2 separate regions of the Homo sapiens genome follow, and region 1 is linked to region 2. Evidence: read pairs that join two places in POLR2A ChIA-PET (ENCODE). Cell type or tissue: MCF 10A. All regions are shown on one strand. Each heading gives the region's core, and the rest is flanking DNA. Links, peaks and the distances in the headings are about the cores only.

Region 1 (6,121 bases), core at 549-5,548, 76 kb after region 2:
CACTCTGTTGCCCAGGCTGGAGTGCAGGGGCACGATCTCAGCTCACTGCAACCTCCGCCTCCTGGTTTCAAGTGATTCTCCTGCCTCAGCCTCCTGAGTAGCTGGGATTACAGGTGCCCGCCCCTATGCCCAGCTAATTTTTGTATGTTTAGTAGAGATGGGGTTTCACCATGTTGGCCAGGCTGGTCTCAAACTCCTGACCTCAGGTGATCCACCCGCCTCAGCCTCCAAAAGTGCTGGGATTACAGGCATGAGCCACCATGCCCGGCCAAGTTTTAGCTCTGTCCAGTTTAGCAGGGAGCAGGAGCAGGCTTTCCTTGTGGGGAGCGGCACATGATGGAAGCATTTCACACAGCTGCATTTGCAGAGGGAGACCTCAGTGCCCACACGTCGGATTGGGTTTCAGTTGCTGCCCATGATCCAGAAATAGAAATAGAAACAGGGTCAAAACAGCCACAACAAAATAGCATTTTCCAGGCTTTGCTCCCACCCACCCACTCTGTGGTCATTTCTGCCCCTGTTAAATTCTGCCTAGATAGTATTGGATACGCCAAGGGTGCTATGAACTTGACCTCTTAGCTACCACATGATGCCCACATTTCTTCCCAGCCAGTGGGGTGCTAAAAGTGACTTGTACAGGCTTATGAGAGCCAACTGTTTAGTTTTTTAGGGATTTTACTAAATAGTTGTTAAACAGAGCCATTATTAAAACTGAAGTTATGTAAACTTACAATTAAATAAATAATTTTAAAAACAAAGGTAATACCTAGTCAAACTCACCACTTCCCAATTATTTTACTACATTTTACTTGAGGTTATGTCTATTGTATCTGTGGCAGAAATGCTATGTGACGGTATGCTGCTGTGTATCTCTTCCCAGCTTTGCATTCAGTGATGACCCATTGATTGCTTGAAATTGGCCATGGTGAGAGTATTTACTCTCTGTGGATGTCCCCCTCCCTCGCCATTCTTAGGGCAATTCCTCTACATACACGGCCTCCTCTAGGCAGGCCAGTCTCCTCACTGGACCCCAGAGTACCTCAAGGGGCAGACACATACCTTTTGGCTTAAAGAAGCAACAGTGCGAAAAGGTGGTTTTATGTCCCAGAGTTTGCCTGCCTGACAGCCAGCAGAGAGACTTAAATGCCACCACAGTGTTTCTGTTCAAACATCAAACAGGAATCTGACAGTAAACCTTGTCCTTTTCAAAAATGCTTGACACATCAGAAAAACAAGATCACCTTTCTGGCGGTTTTATATTTCTGATCTTCTAGAGCAGAGGAAGTAGGGAAAATGAGAGCCCCACTAAATACTAGTCCCCACATCAAATTATAATGAAACCCATCAATCAGGCCCCCATGCCTGGGACAGTCTGTTTTGATAGCTGCAATCAAAACAGCAGGGCAGCACTAGAGGCTTTGGGGGAAGTTTTGTAAGTGGCTTCCTAGGACAGATCTTGTGATGCTGTTCTTATTTTCCCAGAGCTAAGTTGAAAATAAGTGTGATGTCGAGGCCACTTCCCAGACTCTATAAGCCCTGTCAGTGAAATGGAGATGCGCAGCAGATGAGCCAGATCCCCAAAGGATGGTTAGGAACCCTGCACCGTAGTGGACCAGTCTTTAAAATCAGCAGTTCTATGTTCTTCAGTAATATTTTATGCTTGCATTCAAAACACCTATGCCCTGAGGTGTAGCGCATATCTAATGGTGTTACAGGTACCAGTGGAAAAATTAGTCATAAGGACCCAACGGCAGCTCTAGCATAACCACTTCTAGGTGAAAATAAGAAAATGAGGCCAGATCACATTTTTCATTTGAGACACATGCCCCCCAGGTCTGCATTACTGGGAAACCCCAACATAGGTTTCAGCTTCACAGTTTGAGGAAGCCCAGCCCATGCCAGGTGCAGACGTTCAGCCCCAGTTGGATAATGATACTTTCTAGGGAGCTAAGTAGTGGTAACCCAACAGCACTGGTTCACGGGAGGTGGAAGGCCATCCTGAATGAGTACCTTGGGGCTTTGCAGTTGACGCTGTCCTCTTCACTGCTTATTATCAGTGACTTTCAGATGAAGGCAATTGATCAATTCTGGGCTAACACAAAACTGAAAAGGATTCAATCAGGACAGGAAGAGATTTTTTTAAAAAATATCATAAGCTCAGACTCACTAGAGGAAATACAATAGGCATACGTGAAAGGTCTTAAGATTGGGCTCAAAAAAGTCAGCAGCAAAATATAGAAGGGGTGAAGGCAACCATGTGCTTTAGGAGGGACATTGAGAAATCTGAGCCTGCCCATAGCAGGGCATCCAGAGTCAATTTCACAGGACTGGGGAGAGAAGTCTAAAAGACTGTCTTCAAAGACATGAAGGCTCCAAGAGGGTAGAAACCAGGACTTGGGTGAAAACAGCACCCCCACCCCACCCCTTGCTCTTCAGATGGTGTTGGTTGAAGCAGTTGCTTCCCAATGAGGGTTCTGGAGAAGTGTTAGGCGAAAGGACCGTTCTGTGGTCAAATGTGTGTGGAACTGCTGGGCTAAACACAAGCAGTCCTTTTCAAATCTGTCTCAGTGGGACCTTTGGTCAGAAGCACCAAGAGGGGCACTGTTTGCAAAGCACTTTTCTGTGAAAGGCAGCAGTGGAGACTCAGCAGAGAGAGGCATGAGGCAGAGCTTTCTGGGGTTGATGGAAGACTGAGGGATGAGTGTGTACCATGGGATGGAATGGTTCCAAATATGGAACCAACTATCAGAAGTACTGTAAAGAAATAGGACTTGCCCCAAATTGAGCAAAACACAATGACAAACCACATAATTGAAATGCAGAAAAAATAGGGCCGAATTCAGGATACCATCAATTATAAGCCCTTTGAGGACAGGTATTTATTTAGATAGCTTCGGAGCTGGCTTTGTCCTTACTAGGCCCATAGTAAATATATGTTGAATTAAATTGAATTTTCGATGATTAGAACCAGCAGAAGGCAGAGATAACCTCATAGTAAATAGGAATCAGTATCCCAGGGAGGAATGTTAAGGCAACGTGGCAGGCCCATGCAGGCTGTGTCCTGGCAATATCCTGTCGGGTTCAGTAGCAGTAAAACAGGAAAGGGCATGCGAAGGGCATCAGCAGATTGTCCTTTACCACTGCAGAGATCACTCCAGACTAAGGTGGAGTGGTTTCTTCTTCTGAATTCTTCTCTTTCTTCTCTGAATCACTAAAACATATGACTCCTAGGCCTAAAGGAACAAAGACAACTGGCTCTCCGGAGTCGCAGAGTGATTATTGTTAAACTCCATCACCTTTTGTACATGTAACAATTTAGAAAACATTAACCAAAAACAAAAACGAAAACAAAAACCCAAACAAACAAAAAAGCCAGGCCTTTGCATATTATTTATTGGCATGAGAGAGTCTGGCTTATGGCCAGGGGAGCAGCAGTTGGGGAGTGACACACAGGAAACCCGCCCACAGTGCCCCGGGTGTCTAAGAGATGGTCTGAAGTCCTTCATTGGCTCAGCTCTTGTCCAATGTTTCTGGCAGAAACGGCTCAGAGGCTCTTGCTCTGCCCACAAACCCTTGGAAGTTCTCCAAGCTAGGCCTGTGAAAGGTGAGGGAGGGGATGAGAGCAGAGCATAAGGACAGCAAGAATGACTTTAAACTAATCACCTCTACAAGGTTTCCCTTTTTTCATATCCAACATTTCTGAGGGTTGGTCGGCCTGGTCCCAAGGGAAGCAGGGGAGAAGGCAGGATTGAGCTGGTTGGGTAATGTCATCTGGCCTGGGCTCAGTCAAGGCACTACATGCCCTCCTCCTCCTGTACCTGGAAGAGGCCAGAAGCCTGGGAATGGGAGTGGTGGTGCTGAATGATGGGTGATCCCAGGGGTATACAGTTGACTCCAGGGTCCAAGGCTATTTGGGAATGATTGGGAACTCTGGGGTTCATAATCTGCTGCCTTCCTGAGCCTGGAGTTCCAACTGGGGCTGTGATGTTAATCAGGTGATCAGTGAAATCTTACCTCATGGAATGAGCTCTGGTCTTGGAATGAGAAAGACCTAAACTGGAATTCTGACTCTACTTCTTGTCAGTTGGGTGATGTTAGTCAAATTTCTCAACCTTTCTGAGTCCCAGTTTACTCAACTACAATATGGGAGCGCTAATGCATAATTTTGTGAGGATGATGTGAATACTAAATAAGCTTATTTACATGAAATCAATTTGCAGTATAGAAAATGCAATACCGATATGAGGGGTTGTTACTTTTATAGTCACAGAAGGAGTTGACTTTTCTTCTGCTTTAAGAATATGCTTAAAATATGGCTGTATCTGAGAATATTGGATGAAAGTGCTTTAGAAATTGGCTTTGGGACAAGAGGGAAAGAAATTGCTGCCCAGCTCTTGTTTTTTTTTTTTTTTTTTTTTTTTTTCAGAAGCCGTCCTTGGCTTGTTAGAGGGTCCTAGACCTCTGTGAAGGTTGTTGTCTAGTTGGAGTACAAGGCATCTTTGACACTACAGTTTTGAACCCCCCAGGTCAATTTTTTACTCTGTGTCTAAAAATACTAATTTTAAAACGAGAACCTTAGCAATCTTGATAGCTTTTCACTGAGAAAGATATTTCTAGAGTGAACTCCGTTGGGCCAGTTTAATTCCTTGGATAATTTTTAATATAGAATTAATAAACTATTTCCAAATTTTTCCATTTTCATTTTTCTAAAATTATTTCCCTGGGATCGATTATTTTCTGTGTAAATTTTATGACAAAGATTAAATTTATTAGTTTTTGAAAGTTGTAGCTTCTGCCATTGTGAGTTTTCTATGAAACCACCAATTTACCAAATTCAAATCCCCAAAGTTAAATTTTGCAACACCACATTCTTTTATCAATGTCTAGTCATGAACACATTTTATTATGGGATGTTTTAGCCACTGGAACTCTTATTTGAACGTTTTACTAATTCCATTCTCTCTCCATATCAAATCGTGCAGTTTCCATTGTTATCAATCAGAAGCAGTTCTTCAGTACATTCATCTGTCACACATTTCATCATGGGCTACTTTAAACATTGTCACATTTATTTTATTTTGATTATTTCTACCAGAAATATCATTGGATTCAGGAATGCTATTTCATTTTTACTTCTTAACTCATGTGTGTTACTGTTATTAGCAGTTGTCTTTGGACATTTCTTGATGGCTCCTTTGGCTGGGATTGGCTGTGTCTTTGGCCAATAATCCAGTTCTGTTGTGCCCTTTCCGGTAGAGAAAGCGAAGAGGTCAGAGTCAATGTAAGGGAGGGTTGGAATGTCCAAATTTGATTGGAGCTTTAAAATAAGATGAGAAACATGGTCGGATTTGGCTTTAGAAAGTCTGTTCTAGCTTTCAAGTGGAGAATGAATTGGAGAAAACAAAAATCATTGGGAGATGGTTAGAAATTACTGCAGAAACCCAGGTGAGAGAAAAATTGCAAACATTTATGTAGCACTTACTGTGTGACAAGCATTAGTTTAAGCATTTTGTAAATTTTAACTCATTCTATCCTGATGACAAATCTGAGGAGGTAAGTATTATAACTATTTCCATTTTACAAATGAAGAAACTGAAGTACAGAAAGATTCAGTACATGTCCAAGATTACAAACTAGCAAGGAGGTAGGTGTGGATCTAGAATTCAAACCTGGGTAGAAGGACTTCAGGGACTGAGCCCTTGACCCCTCCAGTGGTTTTCTCATCCGAGAAAGAAAAGGGTGGCAAGGAGGAGGTTGTTGAGAAATGCTATGAGAAAATGGAAATTTTGAGGCTTGGTGAAAAGGGTACGTTTCTGGCTTTGTATGTGGTAGGTGGTAGGGCTATTCCTTGAGAAAGGGAAGTTGTTTAGGGGAAAGATAATGTGTTCGGTTTTGAAGCTGAATAGGAGAATTCTAGCTATAGCGTACTAAAGAGACTTACTCTGTTTTTGATGTTTGACTACTGACACCTTTCAAGCCCCATAGCTCCCCCTCTTCCTTCTGTCTCCCATGTGAGCAAACCAATAGGAAAGTTTTATGCTCCCTCCCTTGACACCAAGGAAGTTCAAAACCTGGCCTACATTGGGAACCCTCACCTTGGACCCAACCCCTAGCAACAGCA
Region 2 (6,121 bases), core at 703-5,702:
GACAGAGAATCCGCGGCTCTGCTGGGGGAATGTAATCACTTTGAAGGGCAGTCAAGGAGGGCAGTCAGTCCAATAAAAAAAAAAAAAACCCATGACTACAATTCCACTCCTAGGTATAAATCACAAAGAAATTGGCATACCAATCCCTAAGGTGACATGCATTAGGGTTTTGTGGCATTATTTGAGGTGACATGGTCAAGTCTGTGTCTCTCACTGGTAGCGTGGATAGACAAAGTATAGTGGCCGCTCCCATGGAGCCCTGCAGCTACACTTCTGAGGGCAAAAGGTAAGAAAGAATGGGATACAAGTTAGGTAAATTTAAAATCTATGCACACATACAGAATACACATTTTGTAAGAACACAAGGAACAGAAAGATAGACATGAAACATAAACCAATAATTGCCAAGGATGGAGCAAAAGGGCTAATGGCATAAAAGGAAATGAATGAATGAATAAATGAACAGTTATATATGTAAGAGAGGGCCTTGCTTAGATCAATGATGATGTCTCAAAACAAACTACAAGCAACCGGTCACCTACAACTTTTAAGTTGTTTTAACTTTTAAGTAATGCCACAGCTGGCATTACTGCGTTCCTTTATACATATTCTGTCTTCAGTTTGATTAAAATAATCCATATTTAGGTGAGCAATTGATGCCTTGCTCAATAGGCTACCATGCCCAGAAGCTATTGTGTTTTCAGAGTCAACACAAAATGAATGGCAGCTGGTAGAGGCCAGCTACTGTCTGCCTTGCTTTTTGTTGTATCTCCAGCTGCTACCACAGTGCCTGGCAAATGGTAGATGCTTAGTAAGTATTTTTAGGAATGAGTAATGATGGATCTTCTTGGAAGATACTTTGGGGAGCCTTTCTGATGCACATCCACACTTGGGTGCATGCTCCCCCAAAGCTGGGCTAGGCTGGCCATGGACCCTTGAGGCCTAGGTGTCAGAGAAGTATCCAAGGAGTAGAGGACACTGGACCAGAAGAAGGAGGGAGGCTGAAAACAAGGATCCCAAAAGGATGTGTGGAAGGTCACCAAACATTTGAGCCAGAAATTTCTCCTGCATTCTTATGTTTGAGAACCAAGGATGCCAGAGGACGCACAAGTTTGGTGAGAGGAGGGGGAACCTGGGGCTGGGGGTGATTACCTGGGGTAGGCTCTGTGGCCCCAGTGTGCTTCATGCGCAGGGCCAGATGTAGTGCTGGTGGGCTGGCTGAGTTAGGGGGCTGGTGGAGCGGGGGGATTCTAGCCTAACTGCCCCAGGGAAGATCCCAGCACACTGCAGGCTGCCCCCACTTCTTCCCAACCCCTCCCTCACTGCTTGAGCTATTCAGAGTGGCTGCCTGGCCTATGCCTATGACAAGTTAGCAGAAAAGGGCCTTCTCATTCCCTTCTCCTCTCTGGATTTCACCCTGACCCAGATGGCTGCTGGCTGGAGTTGAGGACGGCTGTGCTGTCACCTGAAGCGAGTCAGCTGGGGCTAGGTCTGCCTGGTGTCCTGCTCATTTGGCTTTAGTCCCAGAGTTGCACAGCTCTGGGGTGTCTTTGTTTCCTGTTAACTAGATGGGAACCAGGGAAGCTATGTCAGAACCAGCTGTGTCTGCAGATTCTGGCACACGATGGCAAATAAGCCAAAGTGTCCTGTGTTTCCCAATTTGTACTCATCATTCAGGTCTAGGGACTCTTCCAGGGGCAGCTGATGCCTCCCTCCTCAGCTCACCTGCTGGTCTCCAGCTTCTGTCCTGGCAACTCTAAGTTCATGTTTCCACCTGTAACAGGATGGGCCATGCTGGCTTTATCATCCACCTGAGTCCTCAGAGGGGCTCTGCCATGGCTTTTACCTACACCCTCTACCCCAGCTTTCCCCTGCAGTGACTGGATTCTCCTGATTCAGAGGGTGTGTTGCTAATGATCATGCTCAAGGCCAGAAAGGGGAGGAGAGCCGTGAGACCAGAGGGTGGGGCCTGAACACTGCATGGTAATAATTATGGAAATAAAAGTGATAATGTTTTAACTTTACGTGCTAGGCATTGTGCCCGGTGCTTGTTGTACATTATTTCATTTAATCCTCAAAGTATCAATATGAAGTAGGAACCACTACTGTCTCCTCTTTATACTTGAGGACACCGAGGCTTGGAGGGGGTTAAGCACCTTGCCCATAGTCACACAAACAAATGAGGCAGAATTTGGATTTGAACTGAGACATGCCGACTTGCATGGTATGTGTAACAATGACACTGTTGTGCCTTTTACACAATGGCATTCCCCCCACCCCCACACCCAACAGTCTTCATTTCTCTCTATCCTGGTGCTATAGTCTGTATCACCCCATTTTGCATTCATAGCAACCAGTTGAGGTAGAGATTATTCTCATTTTATGGATAAGGAAGCCATGACCTGGAGGAGTGAAGTGACAAGCTCCAGGTCACAGAGCTGGGAACTGGCAGGGTCAGGATGCAAGTGAGACCTCCTTCAGATCCAGGACTCTTCACTCTAAAGAGGCAGCACCTGTTAGGGAGAGAGAGGCATGGAGCCGGGGTGGTCCATTTTGTGATGGTGTGAGGAAGGGATGTAGCTATGCAAGGACTTAGAAGATGGTGGCATGGGAAGATCTGGACACTCGGGGCTGCTGCTCAGGTGTGGAGGGCATGGTGGCAGAAGGGCTGGGTCTCATTTTCCTGACCAGCGGCTCTCCTCCTACAGAGTCTAAGGGGCTCTTTATCCTTAAGGCTCAGCTTTGGAATTTGCCCAGCCCCATCCTTTTGTGGAGTCTGTTATGGGTAGCCCACAGCACAGACGGTCCCCACTCATGATGAGGGTGGACACTGCTCTTGAGACAATGATAAGCTACCCTGTGCAGGCTCTGAGGGTGAGAGTGCCAGGACAGGTCCTCTTCTTCTCTGGTCCTGAGGCTCCTCATCCCTAAATGGAGGAGGCTGGGTCACACACTTTTCCCAACTTGCTGTAAGGCAGCTTCCTTCCTAAGATGAGTGTGTGCCAAGATGTGGGATGCCATGACTCATGATGGCTTCTCACACATGAAAGGGACCCACTGGTCATCACTCTGCCATTTTCCCACCAAGCCCCACTGGCCAGGGCCCAGCCTGGAGCCTGTGACAGTCCCTAGTATTGGGGGTTTGTGGTGGTTAACTTTGCATGTCAATGTGACTTGGCTATGATGTCTAGATATGTGGCCAAACGTTATTCTGGATGTTTCTGTGAGGGTGTTTTTGGATAAGATTAATATTTAAATTGGTAAAGCAGATTGCCCTCCCTAACATAGGTGGGCCTCATCCAATCAGCTGAAGGTCCAGATAGAACAAAAGACCAACTTCCTCCGAGCAAGAGGGAATTCTGTCAGCAGACGGCCTTTGGACTTGAACCATGGCACTGGCTCCTTCCTAGGTTTCCAGCCTGCTGGCTGACTCTGCAGAATTGGGACTTCTCAGCCTCCATCATTGCATAAGCCAATTCCTTAAAACAGATATTTTTCTGTGCATATATCTACACACATCCTGTTGGTTCTGTTTCTCTAGGGAACCCTGACCAATACAGAGATGAAATGGGGTGGAGTTAGGGCAAGACTCTGGGCCTCTCCAACCAGAGGCTCTGTGCTGGTTGGAAGTTCAACTTCCTCTCCTAGACTCTTGGTCATACGGGCATAAGTAGACCATTCATTTGATTGGGAGCCCTTAAAAGGCAGGACTCTGGTGCTAAGCCTGCTGTGTCCTGCCCTGCATGGCACCCCATGTGGATGGATGCATTAATAAAGGTTCCTCACTCCCCCTTACAGAAGAGGGTGAGACTGCATGGCCCAATGGAGGAAGCACAAGAAAGAGAGATGGGGAAGGTGAGGACTGGCCCCAGCACTGCCCTCTTCAACCAGGTAGCCCTGGACATTGCTAACGACCTCTCATTCTTCTTGATTCTTCATTTGCAAAGTGGGTGTCACATCATTTGGGATATTATATACAATGAACACAAAATCAAATAAAACATGTGAAAACACTTTGGAAAGCTTCAACTACTCCATGACATCTGGCATTACACTTTTTAGAAAAGGGAGTGGATTGAGAGACCCTGAGTCTTTTTCTAGACCACTTGGTGATGGGAGCTGAGCAAGGACTTGAACAGGTGGGTGGTACCCATGTAGAGTCCCCAAGAGGCTTTTGAGTTTGGAGCCAGTGCCACTTGCTTCTTGGAGGCTCAGAGATGACTAAGCAAACACTTGCATGTAGCAGTTTAGAATCAGTGTACAGAGAGACTTTAGGACTCAAGGCTGTACTAGTTTCAGGCATAAAACTAGGACTAGATATAAGATGTATGTTATAACCAATAAAATCACTCATCTCTCATTTTTTTCCTCTCCAGTGGAGCTCTTTGTGCTTTAACAGGACCTTAGAAAGGGTCCCTAAAACTTGGGCTGTGGTTTGAAGACATTGCTCTTTTGGGGACAAGACAGAGGAAGTAAAAAGCAGAATTCTCTCTAAATTAGAATTGTATTCTGAGCGTGGGTTTGGGGGACTTACAGGAAGGTTTGGGGGGAGTATAAAAGCCTGCTTCCCTGGGGAGGTGTATATTTTGGGTCAGAAATACTCGTTTGCATCTTTCATGCTAACATTTTCAGGTAGCACCAAAAGCCATTCCTTCCAGATCTTAGATGACAGCAGCAGTAGTTTCAGGTATTTTGCAAATGGAGTGTATTTGTTCCTTAGGGCAGCCTTAACAAATTACCACCAGGTGGGTGGCTTAAAACAATAGGAATTTATTCTCTCAAAGTTCTGAAGGCTAGAAGTCTGAAGACAGATGGGCCATGTTCCCTCCAAATGCTCTAAGGGAGAATCCTTCCTCACCTCTTCCCAGCTAATGGTGGCTCCTGGTAGCCCTTGATGTTCCTCGGCTGATAGCTGTGTCCCTCCAATTGCAGCCTCTGTCTTCACATGGCCTTCACTGTGTGGCTTTTTTTCTATCTCATAAAGATGACCCCATCTTTTCTAATTACACCTGCAAAGACCCTATTTCTAAATAAGGTCACATTCTGAGGTTCCAGGTAGATATGAATTTTGGAGGTCACTATTCAACACACAACATGGAGAAATCAAGAGAGAAAGGTCCGTTCAAAGTGGCCCTAATACAAATAGGAGTATGAGCACAGAACTGGGTGAGGGAGCTGTCCCTATTCAAAATTGGACCTGTAGTCAGAGTTTCTAGGAGGTTTGGGGCATGTGCCCACTCATTAGAAAACTGCGCAGCTTTTCCCAGTGCCCAAATGCTCTCTGAGAGGGGTTAACCCAAATCTGTCCTCCGAGTCCCTGGGTATGACTTGCTAGGATTCATGATCTCTTTAAATATTGCCCCTGAACATTGAGTTTTCATTTGGGTGAATTTGCTACTGCTCAGAACGGACTTGAAAACTGTCAGCCCAGCACCTGTTCCTCAGTCTGCACAACTGACACTGGTTTCACACTGATCAACCTGTATCAGCAGTGGCCCCCTCGGTCATGTCCATGCAACTCCTTTTGTTAGAGTGAGAGACCACAAGCAGCAAACACAGTCCTGCAAGTCACATAAGGGCCGCATCACCAATGGAATAGATGGGCTAAATGGCTTCATGCCACACTGTCTATTTTGGGGAGCTGCAGTTGGATGAATCCCGCACAGTTGGGATCCTGGCCAGCCCTGAGCCTTGACCTCCCCTCCCCCTGCTGTCTGTCTCACTCTCTGGCTTCCCCTGTGCAGGCCTTTCCATGCCTCACACCTGCCAAGCTTATTTCCTGCTTCTGGCATCTGCAGCATAATTTCCGTTTCTGGAAATTTCTTCCCAGACCTTTCCATGTCTGGCTCCTGGACATTCAGTCCTCTCAGCTTGAAAGATACCTCGTCAGAGAGGCTTCCCTGATCACTTCCCTCTCTACTCCCGATTCTGTTTCTTCCTATCAGCTGTTTTATTTTCTTCACACAGTCTGCCATTTTCTGATGCTTTTCTTATCTATTTGTGAATTATCTCTTCTGCCCTTACCCTTGATTATAACTTCTGTGATGACAGGGACCTTCTGTTCTTTCTCACTCCTGTCCTAGAGAACCAAAAATGGTGCCAGGTACATCGTGGGTATCTA

The links. ChIA-PET counts read pairs that join two places held together with the same protein. Peaks named below come from ENCODE experiments on the same cell type or tissue, not always from the same donor. Only the 100,000 strongest peaks of a DNase experiment are listed, where the experiment ranks them.
Region 1: POLR2A ChIA-PET joins it to region 2 with 5 read pairs; 3 of 35 experiments call an interaction of 5 or more read pairs at or near these places.

Annotation. Positions count from the first base shown.
Region 1 is chr1:224,744,297-224,750,417 of GRCh38, forward strand. No RefSeq gene overlaps it. Among named protein-coding and RNA genes, the nearest start is that of CNIH3-AS1, 17 kb to the left of the region's middle. In MCF 10A, for the core only: no CTCF peak of the experiment used is centred there; a DNase peak (open chromatin) is centred at 3,485.
Region 2 is chr1:224,667,680-224,673,800 of GRCh38, forward strand. The region is part of intron 1 of CNIH3 (cornichon family AMPA receptor auxiliary protein 3); the gene reads left to right. Among named protein-coding and RNA genes, the nearest start is that of CNIH3, 54 kb to the left of the region's middle. In MCF 10A, for the core only: no CTCF peak of the experiment used is centred there; no DNase peak of the experiment used is centred there.